Regions from separate parts of the Homo sapiens genome. Here region 2 is linked to region 1. Evidence: read pairs that join two places in POLR2A ChIA-PET (ENCODE). Cell type or tissue: PC-3. All regions are shown on one strand. Each heading gives the region's core, and the rest is flanking DNA. Links, peaks and the distances in the headings are about the cores only. Region 1 has its middle 6.3 kb from the start of OSTC. Region 2 overlaps MCUB (mitochondrial calcium uniporter dominant negative subunit beta).

Region 1 (11,571 bases), core at 4,831-7,330:
TCCAAAGAATTGTTGGATGGATTAAGTAAGACAACCTAATATAATTGCTGTGCATAGTAAATCCTAACTGTTGGTTGCCTTATACCTCTAATCTTCTTTCTGCTCTCTTTTCTTTAGAAGATGGCATGCATCTTTTCCAAGGTAAATTTTACCTCTGTTGAACTCTATCCCATACTCTCTTGCCATGGCCCTAATTTTGTTCAGTTACTTAACTCCTTCCCTTCCCTCTGACATCCTTGGTCCCTTCCTCTCCACAGTTTTATTCTCTCGTCTTACACAAACATGCCCAAGTCTCATCATCCATAAAAACCTCTGTCATTACCACTTCAGCTCTCTTCTTCTGTTCATACCCAGCTGTGTTGGGTGCCATGAATCATTCACTACTATTATTTTTAAAATTCCTATCACTACTTCTCCCCTCTGCAATCTGGCTTCTCCTGCCAACATGCTACTGAAATTAATGAATTAATTCATCAAATATTTACAAGCATTTATCATGATACTATGTCCCAGGCACTGTGCTCAGTAACTCAAGTCATTATAATACTGTGTGCTTGACAATATGTTGTACTTACTGGCCAAAAATCACCAATGTCTAATTGTCAAGCTAAATGTCTTCTTTCAATTTCAATCTATCTGACATGCTGGAAACTTCCCTTTCCAAGGCTTCTTTGCTATCGCTCCCTTGGCTCTTCTGTTCCTTTGATCTTGCTGTATTTACTTTGTAGTATCCTCCTAATTATGGGGGTGATTCCCTAGGCATCCATCTTCAGCTTTCTTCTCTCTCACTCTTTTAACTTTACTCTGTGAATTTCCTGTAATTATACACTACATTTGGTGTGTGTGTGTGTGTGTCTGTGTGCACGTGCATTTTTCTAGGAAGGAGTTCATAGCTTTTATCAGCTCTGCAAGGAGGTCTATGACCCTCCCAATAACAACCCTGACCAGTTCCACCTCACGTGTAGACACATTCTTCCACTGTGATGACTTCCATTATCCTCCACATGCTGCTGATTCCTGGATCTCCAACCCTAAACCTCTTTCCCATGCTCCAGCGACCATCTTCCCAACTCTGCCTAGGTCCCTCCTGGAGGGTCCTTCTAGAATAATAGTTCTCATCAGGCAGGTGGCAGAACCTCTGTCTCCCACTCCTTGCATGCCCCTCTGTGAGGCTTGGGTGGGTTGGGGGTGATGGGAGGGGTGCGTGTATAATCAGAGTCCCTGGGGTGCAGAAGCTCTGTTCTGACCTTGCCTCTTGCTATCCATGGAATTACTGCTCTATCCTGGCCATTTTCCCATTCTCTTTCTCTGGTTCCAGGAAAAGCCTTCCCTGGTCCAGCTCTTGGACACAGCTGTAGTGTAGCCTGGAGCCATTGTTACACAATTCACTTTCATCAGAGCCCTCTCTTTCCAGAGTGTTCAAGCCCTATATTTATTTTTAATCAAATTCTCATATTTCTATCTGCACAGAAAGATCTTATGGTGGGGTGCAGTGGCTCACACCTGTAATCCCAGCACTTTGGGAGGCCAAGGGGGGCGGATCACAAGGTCAGGAGATCGAGGCCATCCTGGCCAACATGGTGAAACCCCGTCTCTACTAAAAATAAAAGTATTAGCTGGGTGTGGTGGGAGGTACCTGTAATCCCAGCTACTCAGGAGGCTAAGGCAGGAGAATCGCTTGAACCAGGGAGTCAGAGGTTGCAGTGAGCCGAGATCGAGCCACTGCACTCCAGCCTGGCGACAGAGTGAGACACAGGCTCACAGAAAAGAAAAAAAAAAAAAGGTATTTTATAGCTTTTGCTTTACCACCACCTTCCCTGCTCTCCTCACTCACAGTCTGTCTCAGCCCCTCGCTGTCTCTCATCTGGACTTCCACACTAAGGTCCTAAAAGGTTTCTCTGCCTCAAGTCTTTCTGTCATCCCATCTATTCTTCCAAACACAATACTAATCATTTCAAGTTTTAAAATCCTTCAATACTTCTTTATGCCTATATAATGAAATCTAAAAGCATCATGACTTTGAAAGACCCTGTCTAGTCAGGCTTCTTCTTTTTTAGGTCGCATCTCCACTTTTACTCCTCCATGATCACCATCACTCTGTTACCACCTTTGGGGCTTTCCCATCTCTCTGCCTTTGCTCAGCCTTGTCCGAATGCCTGAAAGCCTTTTCCCAACCGAGGAATCCAGCTCTTCTATCAATGCTCCTGCTCAAATGTGAGCACTTCTGTAAGCCTGCCTTTTCCCTACCTGTTTGAGAATTTTTTTTTTTTTTTTTTGAGAGAGAGTCTTGCTGTGTCGTCCAGGCTGGAGTGCAATGGTGCGATCTCGGCTCACTGCAACCTCTGCCTCCTGGGTTCAAGCGATTCTCCTGCCTCAGCCTCCAAGTAACTGGGATTACACACATGCGCCAGCATGCCCAGCTAATTTTTGTATTTTTAGTAGAGGCGGGGTTTCACTATGTTGGCCAGGCCGTTCCTGACCTCCTATTCCTGACCTCAAGTGATCCACCTGCCTCGGCCTCTCAAAATGCTGTGATTACAGGCGTGAGCCACTGTGCACTGCCTACCTGTGATAATTAATCACTATTTCCTCAGGTCTCTCAAAGCCCAATTGGCCCAAACCTCCAATAGGCATGTGCTTCTCAGGCAGTTCTGCCATAGCGTGTATTCTCCTCAGACTAGGATAACAGTTTCTTGGGGATAAGAGTTATGCACTGGTTATCTTGGCACTGACAGCATTTAAGACAGCTTGTTTCTGCTACATGATCCATAAATGCTTGATGAATGAATGAATGAGTGATGAACGTTGTCATCAACAACACTACTGCCTACTGTCTTTTTGTTTGTTTGTTTTTGAGACAGAGTCTCTGTTGCCCAGGCTGGAATGCAGTGGCGAAATCTCAGTTCACGGCAGCCTGCACCTCCTGGGTTCAAGTGATTCTCGTGCCTCAGCTTCCCGAGTAGCTTGGATTACAGATGCCTACTACGACGCTCAGCTAATTTTGTATTTTTAGTGAGATGGAGTTTTGCCATGTTGGCCAGGCTGGTCTCGAAGTCTTGACCTCAGGTTATCCACTGGCCTCCACCACCCAATGTGCTGGGATTACAGGCATGAGCCACCGTGCCCGGCCCTGCCTGCTGTCATTGATTCCCATCTTGGCAAGGAAACGGAGGGAAGTGTGTGAGATTAGGCGTATTTCCACAAAACAAGTATTAAAATATGGAAAGGAGTTGTAACATAGCAAAGAAGGCAGTAGTGAATAAAAAGAACCAAATTTTACTTCCTGTTTAGCTACTTACTTCTCTCTAGCTAGCAGTAAAGACAGCATCTTGATTGGCATAATGAGATTTGTTCAGTTTCTTAAACAATGCACCCTGGCTGCAATGTAGAGAGAAATAGAGGCAGGACATCATGTGGATCTGAATTAATAAGTGGTGGTGGAGGTAGAAAGGAGGGAACAAACTAAATAAACATTAAGGAAGTACAATTGCTAAGATGACACCTTGAAGGATCAAAGGAAATGGAAGAATCGGGTTCATTTATTGATTCATTCAACTTATTTAATGAGTCCTACTATGTGCCAGCACTGTGAGAGGTGGTAGGAATTCCATGGTGAAAAATATTTTGTCCCTGAATTTGAGACACTGAGTTTCTGATATTACAATTGGCTGTGTAATGGTACATAGTAATAAACATCCAATCACTCCTACTTGAATGTAAGCAAATATGAGAAGCATTATTATGCATCTCTTACAGAATACAGCAGTGGACACCTGGGTAGAGAGACAGATGTGCTGATGTAAGACCAGAAAGTACTTTGTGTTCTTACAAAGTACTATTATAAAAGTTTATTTTAATTACAAAAGTAATATATGCTTATTACAGAAAAATTAGGAAATACAAGTAGTTTCAAAGAAGGGAAAAATAATCTATAATCACATCACATAGACACAGTCATCTTTATGTTCCTTCAGACTTTTTTCCAGTGGAAAATACATACAATAACAAATAAGCCAGTACTCTACATACAATTTTATGGTCTGATTTTCTTCATTTTAAGCCTATTGTGGAGGCCGGGCATGGTGGCTCATGCCTGTAATCCCAGCACTTTGGGAGACCAAGGTGGGTGGATTTCTTGAGCCCAGGAGTTCGAGACCAGCCTAAGCAGCATAGTGAAACCCTATCTCTACAATAAAAAAACACAAAAATTAGCCAGGTAAGGTGGCGTGTGCCTGTAGTCGCAGCTACTCGGGAGGCTGAGGCAGGAGGATTGCTTGAGCCCAGGAGGTCAAGAATGCAGTGAGCCATGACTGCACCACTGCGCTCTACCCTGAGTGACAGAGTGAGACTCTGTCTCAGAAAAAAACAGCTATTTTGGACATCTGTCCATTCCAGAAAATAAATTTCCACAGTGTGCTTTTTAATAGCTGTATAATATTACATGGTATGAATGCTTTACAATTTTTTTTAATTAGTCCACTATTTTTAATTGGGTATTTTTAATGTTTCAGAAATAACTGAAGATCAGTTGGAAAGTTACTTCACTAGTTAGACAATATGTTTCTTAAAAATAATGATGTCTCTTATGGCCCATACTAATTTAGAGCTCTGCAATGAAGGGATTCTGGGAGATGTAGTTCAGCTTAGCTAAGTTAACACAATACAAATCCACCACAGTTGATTCCTTGTCAACTAAATATCTATATATACCTTTCTGAACCACATTTGGCTTGATTTTTTTTTTTTTTTTTTTGAGAAGGAGCTCACTCTGTTGCATAGGCTGGAGTGCAGTGGAACAATCTTGGCTCACTGCAACCTCCATCTCCTGGGTTCAAGCAGTTCTTCTGCCTCAGCCTCCCGAGTAGCTGGGATTACGGGTGTGGGCCACCATGCCCAGCTAATTTTTGTATTTTTAGTAGAGACGGGATTTCACTTTGTTGGCCAGGCTGGTCTTGAACTCCTGACCTCAAATGATCTGCCCACCTTGGCCTCCCAAAGTGCTGGGATTACAGGCATGAGCCACCGCACTCAGCCTAGCTTAATTTTTTTTTTTTTTTTTTTTTTTTTTTGAAATGGAGTTTCTCTCTTGTTGCCCAGGCTGGAGTGCAATGGTGTGATCTCAGCTCACCACAACCTCTGACTCCCGGGTTCAAGCGATTCTCCTGCCTCAGCCTCCCAAGTAGCTGGGATTACAGGCATGTGCCACCACACCGGGCTACACCCAGCTAATTTTGTATTTTAAGTAGAAACAGGGTTTCTCCATGTTGGTCAGGCTGCTCTTGAACTCCTAACGTCAAATGATCTGCCCACCTCGGCCTCCCAACGTGCTGGGATTACAGGCATGAGCCACTGTGCCTGGCCTGCTTAATTTTTAAATAAGAGCAATAACGACATTATGCTTCCACCTAGCAATGTAACTATCCCTCATACAATTGAAACATGCTGTCTCCCCAAAACAGGAAACAAACTCCTTTTATCCATTTTTGGGTGATAATCATCTCTCTTCTAGGTGATTCAATATTCCCTCTTTGATATCCGGTTACTTAAACACTGAGAGCTTAAATATTATCAACAAATTGTATATCACATTTGACTAGGAGAATGGGAGCCTGAAAAAAATTGGTTAATATACACAAAAATATATTTGTATCAAAATAAAATACTCCTAACTATTACAGTGCTTATTTCTAAAACTGCTTACATGGTCATAGCTGGTATTTATAACTACATTCTTCCACTACCCATTTCATATTGTCTTTGCCCTCAGCAAAAATCTCAGCTGGTTGTGGTTTCTTGCCTGTTGGAGTGACCTAAACCTTAATCCCTGAAAGGTCTAAGCCACTAACAGTCCTGGCTCTATTGGGTTGTTGTAATTTTCCATTGAAGTTTATCACAGGATATGGGATTACTAAGGCATCTCAGGGGATCTACTGCATTCCAGACATACTCCTCCTTACTACTATTTTGTGATGACAATCTAATTTCCTCTTGATTGTCAAGATAAATCTGCCTAGCCCATAAAGTATTCTTTTATCTGTTTCTTGATTCATTGGCACGAGGACTTGTGAAGTGGCTAGCTGACAGTCTCATCTCTCAAATTAATGGAACCATTAATGTGTTCCTTGGTGGAAGTATTCTTCTTTGGTACTAATACTTCTAGATCAGTAGAGCCCTAAGTTGAGTAAAAGCAAGAGGAGCCATTCCCATTCCCTACACATGATTTCTGGACTTGTGAATTCTAACTGTGAGAGAAATATGTTGCTTACTGATTTACTGCATATATGTATCTTAGAAAACACGGACCTGCTCCCAAAGGGGTTGCCATCATAACTGAGTTTTCAAAAGACCATTCCACCATTTCACATACTAAGACTAGTAAGTTTCATGAACATGAGCCAATGGCCACAACTCATTTGCTGTTAAATGAGTTCCTTGGCCAGAAGCAATGCTGTATAGTAAACCATGGTGATGATTATGGCATTCCCTAGGCCTACAGAATAGTGATTTTGGTAGCAGCATCATGCGTAAGGAAGGAAACTTTGTTCTAGTGTGTTTACTTCAGTAAAAACCAAGTGCCTACTGGACCTGGTCCTATATAATTAACTTGCCACCAGGTCTGGCTCATCCTCCTGTAGAATAGTGCCATATTGTGGGCTCATTGTTGGTTTCTCCTGTGGCAGGCTGGGCACTCAGCAGTGGTTCTAGCCAGATCAGCCTTAGTGAATGAAAGGCCATGCATAGCTTCCATCCCTCCTGCCATGGCCACTTCATCTGTAGGTCCTTTGGGCAAGGTCACAAATGGATATGGAAAGAGGCTGACTGATGTCCACAGAATGGGCCATCTTGTCCACCTAATTATAAAGATCTTCCTATGCAGAGATTGCTCTTTGGTAAGCACTCACATAAGGCACAAATATCTTTACATAGATATCCTGTAGGGATAGACCCCTACAGGAAGGTCTATCCACATGCCTCTCCTCCAGACCTCCTCAGTAATTTTCCTATTGTGTTCCTTCCCATTTTTCAACCATCTGACTAAATGATTGAACTGCCCATCAATCTAACTAAATGATTGATCTGCAATTCTTGCTGTTGCTCCTTCCAGGCAAAATGAACAACCAGGTACACTGCTAAAGTTCTGCCCAATGGGAAGATTTTTCCTCACCACTTTCCTTCAGGCCTACCACTCTCCTTCATAGTGAGGCTGTTGTGCAAAGCCATCTACTTTCAGAGAGTGCCAGCACATTGTGTGGAACTATCTGTAAATCAGGCTTTCTTCTTCAGTCAACTGGTCATAGGTTGCCTGAAGGTATAATGCCATAGATATAGGTTGAGAGAAAAGAGACAATGTGGCAGGAATGTGGGCCATATGCATTTGAAACTATTTTTTGTACAACTTACTTGTACCTTCAAGATCTACTTGAGCTTGATCTTATGCACAACGCTTTCATTTGATGATAGAATGCTGCTGTAGACACCCACGTTTATTGGATGATAGATTAGACAATGCCAAATTGTCAAATGATGGGTAGTTCAAGTTTCATGGTAGCTTGTTGCCCACGGTCAATAGTTTCATCTCTACTAAGGTTCAGTGGCAAGCCTAGAGTCATTTGTCAATGACTGCCTGTGAAATAATCTCAGTGGCAAGCCTGGAGATTATTTCTTGACAGAGGATGACATAGGTTTGCGCCAAAGCTCTAAGGCTCTGTGCTACAGTGGCTTGTCAAAAGCTTCATAAAGCATGCCTATCTACCACAGACGTTACAAGTAATACTGGATCTACTAAGTTGTATGGCCCAAGTGGCAGAGCAGTTTGCTATTGAAGAACCTTTGCTTATTCAGGATCCCAATCAAAACTAGCAGCTTATTGGATTGCTCAGCAAATACATCAAAATGGTATGACCAAATGAAGTATATGTTGCAAGTGGTCCATCCATTGAGCATTGTGCAGCAAATATCCTTTATTTTGAAAGAGCTTTCTATGTATTACAGATCACTTAACCCCTAGACATTTCCCTGAGGAGACCCTGACATTTTATTGTGCTTATTTTTCCATCCTCTGGCATGCATTTGTCCTAACAATATATCTACTGTAGTTGCTACTTAGATCACTGTCTAATGAGCATATTATCAATGCAATGTCATAGTGTGATATTCTGTGAATGAGAAGGCAATCAAAGTTCCTGCAAATCAGATTATGACATAGAGCTGGGGAATTGATATAATTCTGAAATGGAGGTGTGTTGCTGACTCTGCCAGTTGAAAGCAAACTTCTTCTGATGATCTTTACCATAGGCATAAGTAGAAACAGCATTTGCCAGAACAGCTAACAGGTGCCACGAGATGTGTTGATGTGCTCCAGCGACAAAACCACAAGTGGAATAGCAGCAGCAGTTGGAGTCACCACATGATTAAATTTACAATAATCCACTGTTGTTCTCCAAGGTCCATCTTTCTTTTGCAAGGGCCAAGTTAATTGAGCGAAATGTGGCAGAAATCACTACTCAGCATCTTTCAAGTCTTTGATAGCACATCAGCCACTGAAGTCACTTTAGATTTATTATTTCTGTAGGTAAAAGCAGTTCTACTGGTTACACTTAGACTTTCCTGCCATAAAAGCCCTCATAATATGGGTCAGGAAACCAATATGGTGATTTTTCCATTTGCTGAGTACATTTATCCCAATTGTACATTCTAGAACTCAGTGATCTCACTACCTCTGGAAGGAGAACTAAAATTAGAATAGTGATAATGGGAAACTCGTTCCATATGTGTCTCTAATATTTGAATAAATTAATTATTTTACATTGGGCAGGTTCCTATGTTTTACTTGCATAATTTTATTTCTTATTTTCATTATTTATTTGTTTATTCATTTATTTTTAGAGATGGAGTTTCTCTCTTGTTGCCCAGGCTGGAGTGCAATGGCACGATCTCGGCTCACTGCAACGTCCGCCACTCGGGTTCAAGCCATTCTCCTGCCTCAGCCTTGCAAGTAGCTGGGATTAGAGGCATACACCACCATGCCCAGCTAATTTTGTATTTTTTAGTAAAGATGGGGTTTCATCATGTTAGTCAGGCTGGGTTCGAACTGCTGACCTCAGGTGAGGAGGCCTCCCAAAGTGCTGGGATTACAGGCATGAGCCACCGTGCCCAGCCATTACTTGCATATAATTTTAAAAACAACCTTCAAAATGTAAAATAACTACAACAATAACACCAAACCCCACAATATTGCATTAGAAAGAGTTTTTATTTAGATCATGAGACATAATAGTGCTTCGTACTCATGCTTATACAGAACCTAGCGCGAAAGAACATAATTCAAGACACTGTCAACCAAACTGCAAAATGTCTTCATAAATAAAAATCCAGGTTAATATTAGTATTATTATCCTACAAAAAACAAAGCTACTAATTTCCTCTCCAACACATATTTAAATAAACAGAAATCAACAATATTTGTAGCCTTTGTAATTCTAGTTTGTTTAGAATTTAGTTAAAAACTTATTTGTGGAGCTCTCCCTCTCTTTTGGCTGGCAGAACCATTTCTGACTTCAAGGCTTTTTATTAAAATATTCTACAATGAACACAGAAAGCTTGGTAGATACCATCTTTACACTTTTTTCTTCTTTGAATATATATTTGCTTGTGCACAGTAAGAATTATTAACATTTGCTTTTATATGTAGCTTAAGATGACAGCTCTACTGCATATTATATTGTAAACTGTGTTTCTCTCAACATTTTTCCTTCTTCATCTATAAATAGAAAACCACTGAATGATTGATTATATGTTTATTTAAGGGCATGCTCTAATGCCCACTGCTATATTCATTATTTCTTTGGTTTTCAGTTACAGAGTTTATGTTATGTTTAAATAGAACATTTTTCTGTAGGAATTGTGGGTTAGGACATGGATGATAACAGATATGCATATCTTACTCATGAAAGGTCTCTTTTATACGTGGCTTATAGAATATTACAAACTCATGTTGAAAAATATTTCAAAGCTTAAGAGGTTAAAAAATAATAATGAATTGGTTCCTGGAGCAAACTTACTTTTTGGAAAGTGATAGTAATAATTTAACATATAGATGAATGCAGTGTGTTCTGACTTGGCAGTTTTATTATTTATGAAATTAATTTTTCATTTAAAAATTATATATTAATAATTTATATGTTTTCCACAATGTAGGTAGAAATTATGTGTCCCTAGTATACACAGGAAGAAGGATAAGTATATAAACGTATACCATTTTAAACGTCTTAAATCTATTTACTTCTACAGCAATTGCCTTTTAGGTCTCATCCAGTCACAGACTATACTACACTTTTTGAGTTTATTTCCCTTCCCAGGAGCCACTTTTGTCATATGTAAAGCAGTTATACTAGTATTTACCTAACAGAATTGTCATGAAGAGTATATAAGCACAAATGTAAATCACTTAACATAGTACCTGCCAAGCAGTGGTTAATTAATGTTAGATTCCTTTTTAAGCTATAAAGGAAATTTAAAAACCTTTAATCCCTATGTTTTTCCAAAGCAAAATGTTTTATTTTTATTTTTTTCTTCATACCAAAGCAAAATATTTTAATTGTTCCAAAGTGTTCCTTACTTATAAAACTGTGGGAATTTCAGAAACATTCTGCTTTACAGTGCCCAGAGAAACTTCCTACATATAAACGCTGGTTTTGGTGTAAATGCATTCATTATTGGTGTTATCATTGGCCTTTACATAACCTAAGATTCGTGTGGCTCCGTTAAGACATAGGCAATATGACTCTGGGAGAGACTCTCACTAATGAACAGTAAGGGCAGCAAGCCTCAACTGTACTTAGAATTGGATACTACAATGTTTTGATAGTATTTTCATTACCGTCTTCAAGCAATTTCTTAACAATTGAGTTGTTAGCTAATTAGAAGTGCAGAACCAATACATGGCATCCTGTAAAAATAACCACGGGCTTAGTAACAAGCAAATAAAAAAATATAAAAACATTGGCTCTATAATGTGTCAATATGCTCTGGACTTATGTAATCAGTGACTCTTAACTCTTGCTCCAAAAGGAAGTTAACATTTGTAGAGTCTTAAAAGATTATATAAAAAAGAAAAGCAAAACAGAAAACAAAAAATCTTTTAGACCTTCTAGTCCATCCCTAATGACTAATTCTCCATCATATATTTTCATCTATTTGGATTGTAAATGTTGCCCAGACCAGAGATGGCGGTGGTTCACACTAGGGTGTCAGTGGTGGAATGGTGAGGGGCAGATGAATTGGAGATATTTTGGTAGTACAGCCAAAGAGACCTACTAATATTTTGGATGCAGAAGGTTAGTAAGGAGAGAAATCCAGACGACTTTAAGATTTTTGGCCAGAGGGATTTTACCTTTTAGCGACATACAGATGACCAAGGGAAGAGCAAAGTTGAGAGGATGAGTTATTCAAAATAGTATTATGGTCACGCCAAGCTATCAGCATTAAGGCATCCCTGTAGAGATGTCCTGTTGACATTTGTGATCCAGGCTGGATGTTTAAAAAAAATTGGTAACATATTACTTTAGCAAC
Region 2 (2,500 bases), core at 1-2,500, 990 kb after region 1:
TTTGGATTTTTAGGGAAGCTTTATTATGTAGGAATGATTCATTAAACGTTTGGCCATTGGTGATCAACTTAACCTTCAGCTTCTCCCCCACTTCCTGGAGATTGGGCAGTGGGGCTGAAAGTCCCAACCCTCTAATCCTGCCTTGGTCCTTCTAGTGAGTAGCTCCCGTCCTGAAGCTACCTAGGAGCTGGCAGCTATCGGTCAACACATTAGCATATAAAAGACACTTACCACTTTGAAGATTCCAAGGATTTTAAGAGCTTCTGCCAGGAAACGGGGAAGTAGACCAAATATATATTTCATAGTATTACAGGAAACATAGCTGCTTTTTTTCTTTTTATCAGATTAAAAAAGAATTCTTGTTGGGTGCGGTGGCTTGTGCCTATAATCCCAGCTACTTGAGAGGCTGAAGTGGGAGCATCACTTGAGGCAGGAATTCAAGACCAGCATGGTCAACATAGCAATACCTTGTCTCTGAAAAAATAAAATAAAAAACAGCCAGATTTCGTGGTGCAAGCCTGTAGTCGCAGCTACTCAGGAGGCTGAGGAGAGAGGATCACTTGAGCCCAGGAGTTGGAGGCTGCAGTGAGCTATGATCATACCTCTACATTCCAGCCTGGGTGACACAGTGAGACCCCATCTCTAAAAAAATTTTTTTCTTCATTATCTAAATTTTTTTTTCTTGGGAGTTTTCAGTCAGATAATATAAGTCAGATGATACATAAATGATTTCAGCTGCAAAATTCTGTTTTTTGTTTGTTTGTTTGTTTTTGTTTTTTGAGATGGATTTTTTGCTCTTATTGCCCAGGCTGGAGTGCAATGGCATGATCTTGGCTCACCGCAACCTCTGCCTCCTGGGTTCAAGCAATTCTCCTGTCTGAGCCTCCCGAGTAGCTGGGATTACAGGCATGCACCACCACGCCCAGCTAATTTTGTATTTTTAGTAGAGACGGAGTTTCTCCGTGTTGGTCAGGCTGGCCTTGAACTCCCAACATCAGGTGACCCACCCGCCTCAGCCTCCCAAAGTGCTGGGATTACAGGCGTGAGCCACTGCGCCTGGCCTGCAAAATTGTTTTTTTATTCTTGCATTAAATGTACTGCCGTTCCTGGACTTCCTATTATACAAGCTGACTCATTATTTGAAGAGTCCCTGAGCTTCACCATTTCGCAGACCTGACAACATACAGAATTCTTTTTGATTCTTTATATGATAGTTTATTCTCTTTTTCACCTTTTCTGCCTAGATACTCAATTTCTGGACAGAAGTCAGTGGCAACTCAGATGAGATCAAGCTAGTATAATTTGCCATAGAGGATAATCTTTCAGAGGAAGCAAGTTATTATATAAATAATTTCCGCTCAATTAGAAACTGAGTATGCACACAATCTGTACAGTTCTGTTTGTTGTGATGTTTAACACCACACTACACACGGGCACTTGATTTGTGGCTTCTGATGTCAACACATTTCTAGTTGATGAGCTTTACTCATCTCTCATGTTTTGTGACTCTAGGAATCTGTTTTTCTTTTCAACTATCACACCTCTTTTATTTTTCATCTCCCAACATCAGATAACTAGATAGGAATGTGAAACTCCTTCACATAGCTCTTTTTTATTCAGAAAATAAATAATAGAAATTGAGTGCCTGTGGCATATGTACTAAATATTGTGGTAAATATTAAATATATGCTTTGGACACAATACATGTTCGCAGGATTTTCCTTTAAAAAGTGCAGTGCAAAGTGCAGTAAGGAAAAAAAGAGGAAGTATAGTTTCAGTTATTAATTTATTATCCGTCAGCCCCAAATCTATAGTTCTTTGCCCTGCTTTGTGATATTGGAGTTGGACTCTGTCAACATTTCTCCTTTACCAGCTGTGCAGCTTTAGGCTCTGTCAGTGCAGGACCTGGGGAGACAATGCATGGTGGCAACAGTAGATCGGTACTGTCCTTCCAGTTCTGTTTCACCTTCCTTTATTCAGCCCAGGGGTCCTCACAGATCAACTTAAGCAGCACTCTCAGACCTTTCTCTCCCCACCTGCAGGCTGTTTCTCAGGCAGCTCCAGCCCAGTCTTCTGGCTGGTTTCCTCCCACCAAGAGGGCTGGTCTAGAGAACAGCTTGGTCCTGTTTACACTGCTGACAAACGGCAGGCCCCTTTCACAGCCCACCTCTGGCTCTTTGGCGCTGATGCTTGTGTATTTCTCATGTAGCCAATAACCACACCCTCTTTGAAGAGGTCCGAATCTCAGCCTAGATAAATGTTATTAAGGAGCACTAAGATCCAAAGAACAAAACTGAAATAATACATCCCTCCATTATTGAAATTTATTTACAGCAGAGGTCAGTGTACTTTCTCTGTGAAGGGCCAGATAGTAAATATTTTAGGTTTTCTGACCACATATGTATCTGTTTCATATTCTTCTTTTTCTTAAACAGTGTTTTGAAAAGATTAAAAAAAATCTTAGCTCATGGGCCATGGTTTGCTGAACGCTGGTTCAGAG

What was found. Peaks named below come from ENCODE experiments on the same cell type or tissue, not always from the same donor. Only the 100,000 strongest peaks of a DNase experiment are listed, where the experiment ranks them.
Region 2: POLR2A ChIA-PET joins it to region 1 with 5 read pairs; 2 of 35 experiments call an interaction of 5 or more read pairs at or near these places.

Annotation. Positions count from the first base shown.
Region 1 is chr4:108,638,545-108,650,115 of GRCh38, forward strand. No RefSeq gene overlaps it. Among named protein-coding and RNA genes, the nearest start is that of OSTC, 6.3 kb to the right of the region's middle. In PC-3, for the core only: no CTCF peak of the experiment used is centred there; a DNase peak (open chromatin) is centred at 5,867.
Region 2 is chr4:109,629,819-109,632,318 of GRCh38, forward strand. All of the region lies in intron 1 of MCUB (mitochondrial calcium uniporter dominant negative subunit beta), which reads left to right. Among named protein-coding and RNA genes, the nearest start is that of MCUB, 71 kb to the left of the region's middle. In PC-3, for the core only: no CTCF peak of the experiment used is centred there; no DNase peak of the experiment used is centred there; H3K27ac peaks cover 994 bases.